Regions from separate parts of the Homo sapiens genome. Here region 1 is linked to region 2. A link is a loop called in an ENCODE intact Hi-C map of the cell type or tissue named here. Cell type or tissue: GM12878. All regions are shown on one strand. Each heading gives the region's core, and the rest is flanking DNA. Links, peaks and the distances in the headings are about the cores only.

The links. Peaks named below come from ENCODE experiments on the same cell type or tissue, not always from the same donor. Only the 100,000 strongest peaks of a DNase experiment are listed, where the experiment ranks them.
Region 1: it touches region 2 in a loop (5-fold over the local background); 2 of 110 quality-filtered maps call a loop at or near these places.

What each region holds. Positions count from the first base shown.
Region 1 is chr11:110,280,560-110,288,350 of GRCh38, reverse strand. All of the region lies in intron 1 of RDX (radixin), which reads left to right. Among named protein-coding and RNA genes, the nearest start is that of RDX, 12 kb to the left of the region's middle. In GM12878, for the core only: no CTCF peak of the experiment used is centred there; no DNase peak of the experiment used is centred there.
Region 2 is chr11:111,773,664-111,781,454 of GRCh38, reverse strand. It overlaps a transcript of ALG9 not described here. Among named protein-coding and RNA genes, the nearest start is that of PPP2R1B, 11 kb to the right of the region's middle. RefSeq lists a silencer at 3,910-4,069. In GM12878, for the core only: a CTCF peak has its summit at 3,973 (motif pointing right); DNase peaks (open chromatin) are centred at 4,004, 4,254 and 4,634; H3K4me3 peaks cover 330 bases; H3K27ac peaks cover 1,018 bases.

The DNA.
Region 1 (7,791 bases), core at 1,378-6,377, 1.5 Mb after region 2:
GTTTTCTGCTCACCTTAGGAACAATACAGGTATGATTTTCCTTTTTAAATTTACAAAACTCTTAGAAGAGATCCTAAACTCAGTGTAAAACTTTGGTGTTAATATTGCAGTTCAGCTTTATAAATTTTAGAAATTTGCTTTGCATTTTCAGTAACATGTATATTACTCAAACGTTGAATATTTCATTTCCTTGAAAATATCATTAAACCAGAAATCATTTCTACATGAGCAAGACTTAATATCTTATTTAAAACTGCCTCTCACCCTTACAGGAAATCCATTTACAGAGATGATCATACCAGTTATTAATGTGCACTTAAAACATCTTTAGAGGTAGTCTCTTGACCTGCTAACAATAGAGAGCTTTAATAGCCTACTTCTTGAAAAGCCCTAGTAATTGTTTCGAATGAACTTGTCTAAAATGGTATCTGAGAAAAGTAGAATAAGATAATCAAAAGAGCCCAAGACTAGGATTTTAAAGGACTTATGTCTTGTTAAGTAGCCCCCTGACATTGAGCAAGTCATTTATCTGAATCTTAATTTCTTTTTTAGAAGAATGAGAGATTGTAACACCTGTCTTGGGCAGGAAGGGGGAGGGCAGTTATTGTGAAGATAGGAAGTGTAGGCAGAGTGGAGAGTGAGCATTCTACAGATGCTCCCTGTATTCACTACCCTTCTTGCTTTTGGCCTTATTTCTTTACTTGCAAAATGGAGCTAAAAATTCTTGTCCTCTTTGCTTCACTTTGGGATGACGGGATGACATGTCATTATTTAGGTAAAAGTGCATTATTATTGCCATAAAATTTATTAACACTGAGCTAACAGCATAATAAGCATAGTTCTTTGTATATTAAAGGTTTTAAACCCGGGGACCTATGACCTTGAATGGGGAAAAAGTTACATCTTTATTTTTACATTTTCTTGTTATGAGTATAGACAACATTAGCATTAGCAGTACAGTACCAGAGACTGTGTCGTCTATTTTTTAATTTAATTTTTATTTTTTATAGAGATGGGATCTCACTCTGTTGCCCAGGCTGGAGTGCAGTGGCACCATCACTCCTGGGTTCAAGTGACCCTTTAGAATAGCTGGGACTACAGGTGCACATCACTACACACAGCTAATTTTTTTATTTTTTGTAGATTGCCCAGACTGGTTTTGAACTCCCGGCCCCAAGCCATCTTCCTGCCTTGGTCTCCCAAAGTGTTGAGATTACAGGCATGAGCCACCATAACCAGCCCAGAGACTGTTTCTAATAGAAACGGTAGATACTTTTGGAATACATTAAAGCTGTCTCGAAATAACTTAACTGTTACTTAAAGTATTAAAAAAGCATATATATTACTCAAGGTTTGTGTTTTTTATATTTTGATAATCATATTCCAGTGTAATTGGTTTCTTTTGTAATTTTCTGTATTGTGTGCATGTATTTTATGCATTTAAAAATACTTTTCTTAGAAAGAGTTCATAGGCTTCACCAGCAGGGCCCATGCAGGAAAAATAAAATGATTAAGAACTTCTTTAGTAGATTCCATTATTGTGTTGATTGGACTGCCAGAGTTGCCTTATTCAGTTTATACTGTTCTTTGTTGTGCAGCTTTCTCCCAGTAAATTGGCAGATGAGTTCTCTTGGAATATTTTGGTTTCTGGAGAGACCACAATTATGTTCAGAGGTCATTTCTAAGTCCGAAAAGGCAGAAAAAAATTTAAAATAATTAAAATTAGGCTTAGGGAAAAGAGTATCTCAAAAGTAAAATCAGGCAATCTGCTATGAATTATTGATGCTTCAGTGCAGGCACTGCATGGACTAGACTTTATAACACCTGTTTTACCACCTGACAGGTGTGAGTCTTGTGCCACTGACCTAACAGAGCTCAATGTGTCGAGCATGAGGCTATTTTTCCATTGCATTAGGTAGAAAGGAGACTGAGGGTTACCCTCAGAGTTAAAAGACAAAGGAGAGAATGTTTATTGTGTCTATGTTGTCTCTAATGTGTGGCACTGTGTTTGAGTACATATTCATATGAGTGGTTTTCTCGAGATGGGAGACGTTTGCTGGCTGGCAGCATCTCTCCAGACGACTTGCTGGGTATGTTGCTGCCATGACTGCTCTTTTATTGCTTTTGAAGGAGTAGGTATGGAAAAGAGCACAATATATTGCTTTAGGAGAAGTAGGTATGGAAAAGAGGCAGGGCAAGACCACTTTTAAGACATTTAAGAGTGGGAGAAAATTAAGGATTTAATTGGTTTAATTAAGTTTAAACCAATAAACTTGCAGATTAAAATTAAGAGAATTAAGAGTGGGGAGGAGGGAGTAAATATTTTTATGAGGGAAGAGTGGAAATATACAAATATTTGGTATATAAATATGTGTCTTTGATATATAATGGTTTAGGCAATTTATTTTTTATTATTATTTTTATACTTTTTTTAATAGAAGAAAAGAAAGACTTGAAAGACCAGGTTTTGTTTCAAGTTAGAGATGGAACCCCAGGATATGCATCTAGGTTTCTTTGTTTTCCATGTGACATTTTATGAAATTATCTATTCTGCTACTAATAGATGCCAGTTTCAATTAAAAACATACTAATATATTTATAGACTAGAAATGTCTCTTTTTTTTTTTTTTTTTTTTTTGAGACAAAGTCTCACTCTGTCGCCCAGGCTGAAGTGTAGTGGTGTGATCTCAGCTCATTGCAGCCTCTGCCTCCTGGATTCAAGCGATTCTCCTGCCTCAGCCTCCTGAGTTGCAGGGACTACAGGCATGTGCCATCATGTTTGGCTAATTTTTTATTTTTACTAGAGACAGGGTTTCTCCATGTTGCCCAGGATGGTCTCGAACTCCTGACCTTAAGTGATCTGCCTGCCTCAGCCTCCCAAAGTGCTGGGATTACAGGCGCGAGCCACCATACCTAGCCAGAAATGTCTCATTGAGGTTAAACAATATTCTCTTTTATTTTCTTTTGAGATGAGGTCTCACACTGTCACCTGGGCTTGAGTGCAGTGGCGCGATCTTGGCTCACTGCAGCCCCTGCCTCCCAGGTTCGTGCAATTCTGCTATCTCAGCCTCCCCAGTAGCTGAGATTACAGGCACACACCACACCCAGCTAATTTTTTGTATTTTTAGTAGAGACCGGGTTTCACTATGTTGGCCAGACTGGTCTCGAACTCCTGACCTCGTGATCCGCCTGCCTCGGCCTCCCAAAGTACTGAGATTACAGGCATGAGCCACCGTGCCCGGCAACAATATTCTCTTGATATAAATATTTTCCATTAATCACTAAATTGGTGTAAAAACATAGGTTTTAATAGCATTTATACATAGCTTTGTCCTGAAAAATTTAAGGTAGAATTTTTACATCTGTGTGTTGTAGAAGCTAATGAAAGATATGTATAAGCAATTTCATGAAATATGTTTTTAAAATTCTTATCTCTGTCTCTGATTTTTAAAATTAGAAACTTAACAAAACTCTGTTAAGTACTAACTTTCTGTGTATTCAGACATCCTTTTTAATAATACCTGTGTTGGCCGGGCGTGGTGGCTCACGCCTGTAATCCCAGAACTTTGGGAGGCCGAGGCGGGTGGATCACGAGGTCAGGAGATCGAGACCATCCTGGCTAACACGGTGAAACCCCGTCTCTACTAAAAATACAAAAAAAAATTAGCCGGGTGTGGTGGCAGGCGCCTGTAGTCCCAGCTACTGGGGAGGCTGAGGCAGGAGAATGGTGTAAATCCGGGAGGCAGAGCTTGCAGTGAGCCGATATCGCGCCACTGCACTCCAGCCTGGGCAACAGAGCGAGACCATCTCAAAAAAAAAAAAAATAATAATAATACCTGTGTTTTTCTGTGTTGATGGATGGGTAGTTACATATTCTGCCTTTCCACTTAACCTTATCTAAATGTTGACACAGTTTGTTTTAATAATACCAAAAAACAAATAAAAAACCCCCACAACCCTGGAGAAGTCCATGTTATCACATAGTATCAACATTACTTTGGTGATTGTAATCATTGGCTATTGTAAAGAATGCTGCTGTGAATATCTTGATACAGATTACTTTCTTTTATATTTAGTTTGGGGGGAGAAATATCTTCTGGAGGATTTATTACAAAAGCAGAATTTCACATTCAAAAAAGCTGTGTAGCTTTTGTTATGTATTCTCTCTCTACTTTCTGGAAATGTGGAGCCAATATCTGGTGATACCTACAATACTTACCTACTTGTTTACCAACGTTGTTCGTCAACCTTAGCATGCGTAATTAATATTTATTTTGCTAGTTTAATGAGTATATCATTGGTAAAACATTTGTAGTTTTAATCAGTAGAACATTTGTGTGTTTTTTTTAACGTAAGTTTTGTTGGTGAAGTTTCTTATTGAAGTGTTTACTGAGTGGAATCTGAGCAATATCTTTATATATTTAACCATTTGATTACTTTGCATAACAGCTTTATTATACTGTTGCAAATTTTTCTACTCTTTTTTATTTTGGTATTTATTTTACCTATGTAGAGATTTAAAATAAAATATATTTATCTGTTTTTATTATAACCTATATATCTTTCTTAGTCATATTATGTTATTCTTCCAAAACTATAATTTTTTTCAAGTCTGTCTTTTTGTTTGTTTGTTTTAGATTATTTTTAAAAAAACATAGAGACGGGGTCTTGCTATGTTTTCCAGGCTGGTCTTGAACTCCTGGGCTCAAGCAGCCCATCTGTCTCAGGCTCTCAAAGTGCTGGGTTTACAAGTAGGAGCCACTGCTTCTCCTTTCTTTTTGAAAAAAATATTAACTTACTTACATTTTATTAAATGGTATTGTGAAGTTATGAGTCCAACTTTAGTTTACTTATTTAGAATAATTCTGTTTTTTTCATCGTAAGAAATTAGTTTTTTAGGCCGGGTGTGTGTGGTGGCTCACATCTGTGAGCACTTTGGGAGGCCGAAGCAGGCAGATTACCTGATGTCAAGAGTTCGAGACCAGCCTGGGCAACATAGTGAAACCCTGTCTCTACTAAAAATACAAAAATTAGTCAGACATGGTGGCAGACGCCTGTAATCCCAGCTACTTGGGAGGCTGAGGCAGGAGAATCGCTTGAACCTGGAAGGCGGAGGTTGCAGTGAGCCAAGATCGCGCCACTGCACTCCAGCCTGGGTGACAGAGCGAGACTCCATCTCCAAAAAAAAAGAAATTAGTTTATGACAAAACCTCTACATTTTCATTTTACAAGTTTACAGATTTCATTTTAATTATTCGAGCCTCTTAATATTTTAGAATATAATCATTCTGGTCTTTTCATTCATTCCTTTGTTTTTTTAAAAAAAGTGATGATATCCTGTGGATTTTTTTTTAATGTTTTATTTTTTACATTTTAGACAGAATCTTGCCCTGTTGCCCAGGCTGGGTTGTAGTGGCATGATCATAACTCACTGCAGCCTCAAACTTCTGGGCTCAAGTGATCTTCCTGCCTTAGCCTCTTGAGTAGCTAGGACTACATGTGCACTCTACTATGCCTGGTTTATTTTTATTTTTTGTGGAGACACAATCTGTCTGTGTTACCCAGGCTGGTCTTGAACTCCTGCCCTCAAGTGATCCTCCTGCGTTGGCCTCCCAAAGTGCTGGAATTACAGGTGTGAGCCACCATGCCTGGCTACTATGGATGGGTTTAATACCTGCCTTTGTACTTAGTGGTTTGTGAATATCTTCCTATGTCATTTAGTATTTTTCTATAACATTTTGATAGGCTGCATTGTGATCTAGTGGATCCTTAGATATACCATGACTGACCTAGCTAAACTCTCAGTTTTACATATACTTTTATAAATTGTACTATAATTAGAGTCTTTGTAGTTGTATCATTATACATATTTGTTAATATTTTCTTCAGGTATATTTCCACAAATGAAATTAGTTAGCAGTCTTTTCATATCAAAAAAAAAAGGAAGACAGGCTGATACGTTGTAGAACTCTGGATGCTAGGTGTCAAAAGACTTGTAGTTTGGCCATTTATTGCCCACGTAACTTAGGACAAGCCATTTTGGCTTAGGATAAAACCTTTAGTGATTGTATTACTGATTCAAAAAAATGCTTATGTAATCTAAACAACTATTATGATTCAAAAAATGGCCAAAGTTTTGATGCAGACACACATGTCTTATATATGTGTGAAGAATTTGAATAAAATTGTTCTATGAAATGTGAGATGAAGCAATTTTTCTGAACCAATAGGTTATAGGTCATTTTTTGTTTGTTTGTTTTTTGAGATGGGGTCTTGCTCTGTCACCCAGGCTGGAGTGCATTGGTGATCTCAGCTCACTTCAACCTGCACTTCCCAGGCTCAAGCATTCCTTCCATCACCATGCCTGGCTCGTTTTTTTTTTGTTTGTTTGGTTTTTTTTTTTTTTTTTTTTGATAGAGATGGGGTTTTGCCATGTTGCCTAGGCTGGTCTCAAACTCCTGGGCTCAAGTGATCCTCCCACTTCTCAAATTGCTGGAATTACACACGTGAGCTATCGCGCCTGGCCTGGAGGCTGTTTTAATCAAGACCTGAGATGATAAGACCTGAACTAAGGCAGTAATAGTAGTTGGGATGAAAAGAGGGTATAGAATTTAAAAATTGGACTGAAATACATTTAGGTTCATGAAGGTAGGTGAGTGTAGATGGGAATAAGCTAGGAAATGATAAGAATTAAGAAATGAGGGGTTTATACCTCCAGCAGAATTTCATTGCCTAATGGTTCATGCCTGTAATCCCAGCACTTCGGGAGGCCAAGGCCGGCGGATCACTTGAGCTCAGGAGTTTGAGACCAGCCTGGCCAACATGATGAAACCCTTTCTCTACTAAAAATACAAATATTAGCTGGGTGTGGTGGTGGACGCTTGTAATTCCAGCTATGGAGGCTGAAGCAGGAGAATCGCTTGAACCCAGGAGGCAGAGGTTGCAGTGAGCTAAGATTGCACCACTGCGAGCACTGCACTCCAGCCTGGGCGACAGAGTGAGACTCCATCTCAAAAAAAAAAAAAAAATCTCAGGAGGAAATTTCCTCTGAAGAGGTTTATTGGTAATCAGTTACTTGTGATTGACTAGAATTTAGGGAAATGGCCTTACCTAAATTTCATTTTTATTACAACTTAGAGAATTTCTCTTTTATTAGTTATGGCATCTTTTCTTTTTTTGTTTTTTAGAAACACAGTGTTGCTCTGTTGCCCAGGCTGGAGCACAGTGGGACCATGTCGGCTCACTGCAACCTCTGCTTTCTGGGTTCAAGTGATTCTCCTGCCTCAGCCTCCTGAGTAGCTGGGATTACAGGCACCTGCCATCATGCCCGGCTAATTTTTGTATTTCTGGTATAGATGGGGTTTCACCATGTTGGCCAGGCTGGTCTCAAACTCCTGACCTCAAATGATCCTCCCGCCCCGGCCTCCCAAAGTGCTGGGATTATAGGCATGAGCCACCATGCCCAGCCTTAGTTATGGCATCTTAAACAGCAATCAATAACATTTTTTTGTTTGTTTGTTTTTGAGACAGGGTCTTGCTCTGTTGCCCAGGCTGGAGTGCAGTGGTGTGATCACCGCTCACTGCAGCTTCAGCCACCTGGGCTTAAGCAGTCCTCTCACCTTGGCCTCCCAAAGAGCTGGGATTACAGGTCCTAAAGTGTTGGGATTACAGATGTGAGCCGCTGTGCTAGCTGAATGCAGGTTGTTAGTGTGCAGAGCTTTGCCTGTTTCATACACATTGGGTGAATAAGCTATTCATATTTTTCTCCATTCATATTTTCAAATTTACAAG
Region 2 (7,791 bases), core at 1,358-6,357:
AATTTTTTTTAATTTTTATATTTTAGAAATGGCATGTGTTACATTGTTCAGGCTGGCCTTAAACAACAAACAGTCCTCCTGCCTCAACCTCTTAAGTAGCTAGGACTACAGGCATGCACCACTGCACCCAGCTGGAATAAATTTTTTTTTGTAAATGAATTCCTAATGTCCTTGTTATGCCATGGACTTTATACCCTATAACTTCTAGCAGCCATCTGGTGTTGTGCCGTTGGTTATTATTATTCTTCCTATAGGACCCCAGATGCCCTTAACTTGGTTTGATTTATTTCTCCCAAATTGTTTGAAGAAAGGATGCTTTTATTAGTGTAATTCCAGGAAGGAGAAGTCCACAACTTTAATTTATTTTCCCTTGTCTAGAATGTCATCTTTCTCCCTATTTGTTACTGTTACTTTTAGGGCTGAGTCTCCTTTTTCTAAGAAGGCTTTCTAGACTTCAGACTCTTTGATTACATTCTTTTCTGAGCCTTCTTGATTACCCAGTGTCCTTAATAATGGCATAGAACCGTAACATATAAACCATGCGACCCTGTCTCGCAAGGCCATTGTTGGCATATGAGGGGCAAAGACCACATCACACTGCTATGTATTCCCGGTGCTCAGCGTGGTTCCCTGAACATTTTGGTACTGTATATTTTTATTGACAATGAAGAAAGAAAAGCAAAAAGAGACCTGGGACTAATGTACAAACTGTTGCTCTCAACTTGGCATGGATTAGACCATAGAAAATATGGCAAGTTGGCCGGACATGGTGGCTCATGCTTGTAATTCCAACACTTTGGGAGGCTGAGGCGGGCAGATCACTTGAGGTCAAGAGTTCGAGACCAGCCTGGCCTACACGGTGAAACCCCCATCTCTACAAAAATACAAAAATTAGCTGGGCATGATGGTGGGTGCCTGTAATCCCAGCTACTTGGGAGGCTGAGACATGAGAATCGCTTGAACCCAGGAGGTGGAGGTTGCAGTGAGCCAAGATCACGCCACTGCACTCTAACCTGGGTGACGGAGCAAGACTCTGTCTCAAAAAAAACAAAAAACAAAACAAAAAAAAAAACGGCAAATTATAAATCCTGCCTGTAGTACTCAAAAAGGGCAATTTGGAAGATATGAATGTTTATATTTCGCCAATTCTCCTGAAATACAAGTGCTTCTTTACAAAAGCATTTTAGAAGGGTAGCTTCTAAAAAGAGAGAAAGGGTACCTTTATTGAATATTCCTATTGTGACTTGCTTTTAGAGGGTCGGACCTAGCCCAGGAGGCCTTCTGAACAAGTTTGGGTCAGAAAGCCTCTCCTCCAGGTGTGAGGAGGTGATCGGGCCCTACCAGCTACATGTCCTGCTAGGAAAAGGAAGTCTGGCTGCAAGATGACCGTAGCCATACATCAGATTGAATAATATTAAGTAGCAAGGGATATTTTAAAACTGAAAGCTGTTTTGGCTCTCTTCAGCTGTGGATTCAGCATAGACCTGACATTTAAACAAATGATAACCAACACGTGAGAAATATAATGTAGGAAATTTAGATTAGGGATGTGAGATTATGGAATTGTAGTGACAAGGAAAGACTGGGAATTTCCAGTTGTAGGTTGGTAGAATAAATAGTCTGTTAAAATTAACAATTGGGTTTAAATAACATTTTACCTGAGTATGAGCTTTTTTTTCCCTTTTTTTCAGTGAATTCTCATAAAATACTTTAGGTGGTAGGGCTTTTTGTTTGTTTTTGGTTTTGCCTCTGGTTTCTGGGCTTGTTCTGTCATTACATGCCTAGAGATGAAAGTATGTAAGTTGGCTGGATGAGGGGGCTCACACCTGTAATCCCAACACTTTGGGAGGCTGAGGTGGGAGGATCGTTTGAGTCCAGGAGTTTGAAATCAGCCTGGGCAATAAAGCTTGACCCCACCCCGCCTCTATATGTAAAAATATACATATATAATTAAAAGAAAGAAAAGTATATAAATGAGGCAACTTCTTGGTGGTCCCAACAGCCAAAAGATTGGGTGATTTGTGACAAACTTCCTCTGACAAGGGTTTTTTGCAGACCTTCAGCCATGGATTTCAGGCATACTCGCCTTACAAGAGCTCTCTTGACCTTCACTCTCGCACAAACTGTATTTGACAAGTGGTGCCCTTGGCCTTTGACTGATCATCTTAACTCGGGAATTGCAAGTTGCCAAATGAGAAGGGCGTGCGTTTTTGGTTGATTGGTTAGCTGCTTCAACAGCCTGGTACCCACTGCTGAAGAAGCTGTGACCTGTAAAGCAGCAGTTCTCCAATGGAGCTACACGAGACAGAATCTGGGGATCATTAAAAAATTTGCCACTATTGGCCGGCCGCGGTGGCTCACACCTGTAATCCCAACACTTTGGGAGGCTGTGGTGGGCGGATCACCTGAGGTCGGGAGTTCGAGACCAGCCTGACCAACATGGAGAAACCCTGTCTCTACTAAAAATACAAAATTAGTCGGGCGTGGTGGCGCATGCCTGTAATCCCAGCTACTCAGTAGGCTGAGGCAGGAGAATCGCTTGAATCTGGGAGGCGGAGGTTGCGGCGAACCAAGGTAGCATCCTTGCACTCCAGCCTGGGCAACAAGAGCGAAACTCTGTCTCAAAAAAAAAAAAAAAGAAAAGAAAAGAAAATTGCCACTATCTGGTTGACCACCCAGGAATTCTGAGTTTGTGGTCGAGGGTGGGCCCAGGCATCCATTATGTTTTTTTTTAAACTCTCCAGGTGATCTAGCTAACAGGTAGCTAGAGTTGAACACCACTGCTCTGGATAAAGACTGAGAGACTAACAATCACACCAAAAAATCAAAGGTAATTAAACAGGCAACATATTTGGTGTCCTTTTCTAATTGTGACTCCTGGTTACCCAGGCCTTCATCTAGGCCTCTTCCCCACCACAGACCTATTTCTCTGTCTACTCCAGCCCATCAAACCTTACCTGCCCTCTCTCCCATTCCCTCTGGGCCCTGCTTTCTGGGAAACAATTAACTAATATGATACTGAAGTACGCTAATGGATGTTAATAATTAACTGTAGTTCTCTTCCCATTGATCCTCTCATCTCAGTACACTGAATGACAACTCATCTGGAAAAAAAGAATGAATGACTATAATTTTGGCAATTGCAGACCTATTCAGTGTCATTTGATTGAATGATTGATCAGGTGGTAGAAGAGGCTTGAGCAGGCCGACTTGCCCTTCAGGAATACTGCCTGGCCTTCAGATTCAACCTTATTGCTTGACACTACTTGGCCTGCTCAGGTAAGGACCTATGGCTGCCTTGAGTAGAACAATGGGTGTAAAAAAAAAAGAAGGTGTGAATATTAAGCCCTTCTACTCAACGCACTGGGGAAGCCTGCTTTGTTTGGCTTTAAAATATAAGTAGCTCTGTTTATTTGACAGAAGCACAGTAAAGACCCTATTTTACCTTTGTTAGTCTGCTTCTGGTCTTTGCAGAGAGAGCTTCTCTTGAGCTGCTGCCACTGCCCTCAGACACGAGAGCAAAGGTTAATCTCATTTGGGGAGAAATGACGTGAAATGTGTTCACTCAACCAACAACAAGATACCATGTACCATTCAGGAGTTGGTCTCACCTCTTTCTTGTCTCCCTGTTACTGTGTCTCTAAGCCTCCCTGGTATTTCCTATAATGTGCTCCCATTTTTTCCTTGCCAGTGAAATATTTGTGGAGGTATGTAGAAAAGAAGGCTGTTTTTTCAGTGCTACATGTATGAAAGAATGTTATGGATTCTTTAAAACTCACCCCTTTCCTTGCATTTTTTTTTTATATTTGTGTTCTCATAGTCTGTGATTACTGGGAATATTCTAGAAAACAGCACCAAAGTGTAAATTTATTGCCAAAGTTTTCTTGTTTTGTTTTTGTTTTACTCCCAAGTATCACTGTCTCTGACAGCTTAAGGCAACCTTGTCTGCCATGCTGTCATAAGTCTTCCCTAATGTCCAGCAGAGGGCATCCTATTCTCACTAAAATCTCAGCCCTCCTTTCCCTCCAGCAATTTAGTTCATGTCAGTTTTTGATGTAATTCCAGTGTAAGTTGAAATATCTTCATTGCATTTCTTTAGAATCTGTATTTCTGCATTGCACTCTTGTATTGCTATAATTGCAAAAATTTCCTGGAGAAAATTATGTCCGTAACTAACCAAGGGGTGAATTGTCCATCACAGCAGTGACTCCCTACTGGTCGAGGATTCTTAAGTCAATTCTCAGCTAATTTCAGTTCTGTTTGGCATGACTATGATGGTGTTCATAGGTAACATAAAATGTGTTTAGTTGGGAGGAGGAAGCAGCTACTCTTAGTGGCAATTACCAGCCATCTGCCCATTTTCAGGGTTCCAAATATGAGCAAACCACATCACATACAAAGTCCTAACTTTACCTCTGGTAATTTATTGATAGTGCCAAAAGCAACTCAAAAGATTTTTCAAAGTCCAAGGTTCTGTCCTTCAGATGCTAATTCATTATCCATGGCACAGTAACTCAAGGGAAAGTAGAAGCATTTAGCAGGGCCTGAGCCCAGTAAAGTGAAAGGCCTTAGAATACCTTTACTCCCCATGCCTAGGCCATGGGTTGAAAAGCACACATTTACAGAAGGAAGTAGAATTTGCATTTTGAAAGTGTAGGGTAACCACCTAGACCAGATTTGGGCCTTGAGGAACGAACAAGGTCAGCTCTGCCAGATATAGAAGGGGATTCTATTCTTCATGATTGTTAACTCCTGATACCCTCCTTTGAGCTCAATCTTAGAAATATGTGGGACTGTACTGGTTTTAGGTTTAGGAGGGTATTTTGTTTGTTGGTTTGGTTTTTGTTTTGTTTTGTTTTTGTTTTTTGAGATAGAGTCTCGCTCTGTTGCCCAGGTTGGAGTGCGGTAGCATGATCTGGTCTCACTGCAAGCTCCACCTCCTGGGTTCAAGCGATTCTCCTGCCTCAGCCTCCTGAGTAGCTGGGATTACAGGTACGCCACCACGCCTGGCTAACTTTTGTATTTTTAGTGGAGATGGTGTTTCACCATGTTGGCCAGGCTGGTCTCAAACTCCTGACCTCTGGTGATCTGCCCGCCTCAGCCTCCCAAAGTGCTGGGATTATAGGCGTGAACCACTATGTCCAGCCTTGGTTTTTGTTTTTTTAATACACCCTCTAGATTGTCAGATTTGCTCTGTGGAGGAATCATGAATAATAGCTAACATATTAAACTTTACTATATGTCAAGATTTTTATTTTTATTTATTTTTTGTTATTTATTTATTTATTTTGCAGTGAGCCTCAAACTTCTGGGCCAAGTGATCCTCCCACCTAGGCTCCTGGATGGCTGGGAAATGCAGGTGTCTGCACCACGCCCCACTTACGTCAGGAATGCTTTAAGTTGCTTTTTTCTCACATAGTCGTCACAACAACCTTATGAAGTCAATAACTATTATTAACCTCCTTTTATAGATGGGGAAACTGATGCTTGGAGATATTATTAAGTGTCTTGCCCAAGATCACCTAGGTAGAAAATGGTAGACCTGCAATTCAAACCCAAGCAGTCTGACGCCTGAGCCGCTCTTTTAACCGTGACTTATAGTCCCTATTTCATAACCTCTTTGAAGTCTACAGTCTTTTTTGGATGATATGTTGGGGGAACCTAGACGGAGTCAGTAGGCAGAGATGAGAACAGGATGTAGTCAAAGTTGTTTCACTTTATGAAAAATAAGTTATTTATTTATTTAGAGATGGGGTCTCACTATGTTGCCCAGGCTGGCCTCAAACTCCCGGGCTTAAGTGATCCTCCCGCCTCAGCCTCCTGAGTAGCTGGGACTACAGGCACTTGTTTCAGTTTTTTATCACCTTCTTAGTCCACTTCCAGTAACCACAGCCTGGAGAGTGTCCTAGTAGAACAGTATGCAGCTGGTACATGAAGTGTTTGTAGGGGCTTTTCTAGAACACTGGGGGCCTCCAGCTAATTTTAACCACATAGCTAAATCAGAGAGGGAGTTGATTTCCTGAAATCCTAGAAGTTAGTGGAAATTCCAGTTTCTGATTACAGTCCCAGCTGGATTTCTGCCGAAATGTGACTTTCGTGTCCAGGGGATCTTGGCACTGGTCCCTTCTTACTCCTGTGACTTTTCTCCTACCAGTTCTGCTGAGTAGATCAGAAAAGGAAGTGGGGAAGAATACCATCTTCAGGGGAGACCAAGGGCAAAAGCTTTCAGGGGAACAGGAATATTTTAAGTTGGCCCTGCTGTTGCTAAATCAAACCTCTGTCTAGTTGGATCCTGGGGGCAGTGTGCCTAGCTGCTGAAATCTACTATTTATGTTGGCCAGGTCTAGTACAAGACATGATGATAAGTGGCCGGGCGTGGTGGCTCATGCCTGTAATCCCAGCACTTTGAGAGGCTGAGTGGAGAGGACTGCCTGAGCCCAGGAGTTCAAGACCAACCTGGGCAACATGGTGAGACCCTGTCTCTTTATTTTTTTTCTTTTAAAAAACGACATGGTGATAAGAGGCCTACAAAAATGAGAGACAATAAAGAAATCTGGACTCTACCCTGTGGATATAGCAGAGATACACAGGGAATAGCTGGGCAGGAGTTACTTATCATACACATCTATGGATGCCACAGGAAAGACAGCCAGGGCCAGGCAGAGAGCACAGTCTGTAGTATGGTAAACCAAGAACTAAAAGGTTTGCTTGTTTCAATAGGTAATAATCTTCATGGTTCAAAATTCAAAAAGCCTAAATGCATTGTGGTATTCTGGAGTGAGTCCTGCAATAGAAAAAGGATATTAGTGGAAAAATGGGTGAAATTTAAGTAAAATCTGGAGTTTAGACAAAGTACAAATGGATATGCTGCACACTGAAAAAATTCCCTTCCATCTCTGTTCCCCAGGCACCCTGTTACCTTGCCATAAACAACCAAACGTTATTCATCACATGTGTCCTTCTAGAGTTTTTTGGTACATATACAAGCACGTGTGTGCATTCTATTTTACACAAATGGTAAGATACTATGTACACTATTCTGGCCCTTGCCTTTTTGTTTGTTTTGTTTTGTTTTTTGGAGACGGAGTTTCACTCTTGTTGCCCAGGCTGGAGTGCAATGGTGCAATCTCGGCTCACCGCAATCTGTGCCTCCTGGGTTCAAGCAATTCTCCTGCCTCAGCCTCCCAAGTAGCTGGGATTACAGGCATGCGCCACCACGCCTGGCTAATTTCATATTTTTAGTAGAGATGGGGTTTCTTCATGTTGGTCAGGCTGGTCTCAAACTCCCGACCTTAGGTGATCTGCCTGCCTCGGCCTCCTAGAGTGCTGGAATGAGCCATGGCGCCCGGCCTCCGTGCTGCTTTTTTTTTTTTTTTTTTTTTTTTAATAAGATATGGCTTGGTATGGTGGCTCATGCCTGTAATCCCAGCACTTTGGGAGGCCGAGATGGGCTGATTGCTTGACAAGCCCAGGAGTTTAAGACCAGCCTGGGCAATGTGGCCAAACCCTGTCTCTACAAAAAAAATACAAAAATTAGCCAGGCATGGTGACATACACTTGTCATCCCAACTACTTGGGAGGCTAAGGTGGGAGGATCACCTGAGCCCAGGAGATCGAGGCTGCAGCGAGCCGTGATCATGCTACTGCACTCCAGACTGGGTAACAGAATGAGACCCTGTCTCAAAAAAAAAAAAAAGCAAAAACAAAAGATGATTTTCGTATTAGCCATTTAGGAGCTATGCTTTTTCACTTAACACCATAACAAAACATTTTTTTCCGAGTGGTATATAG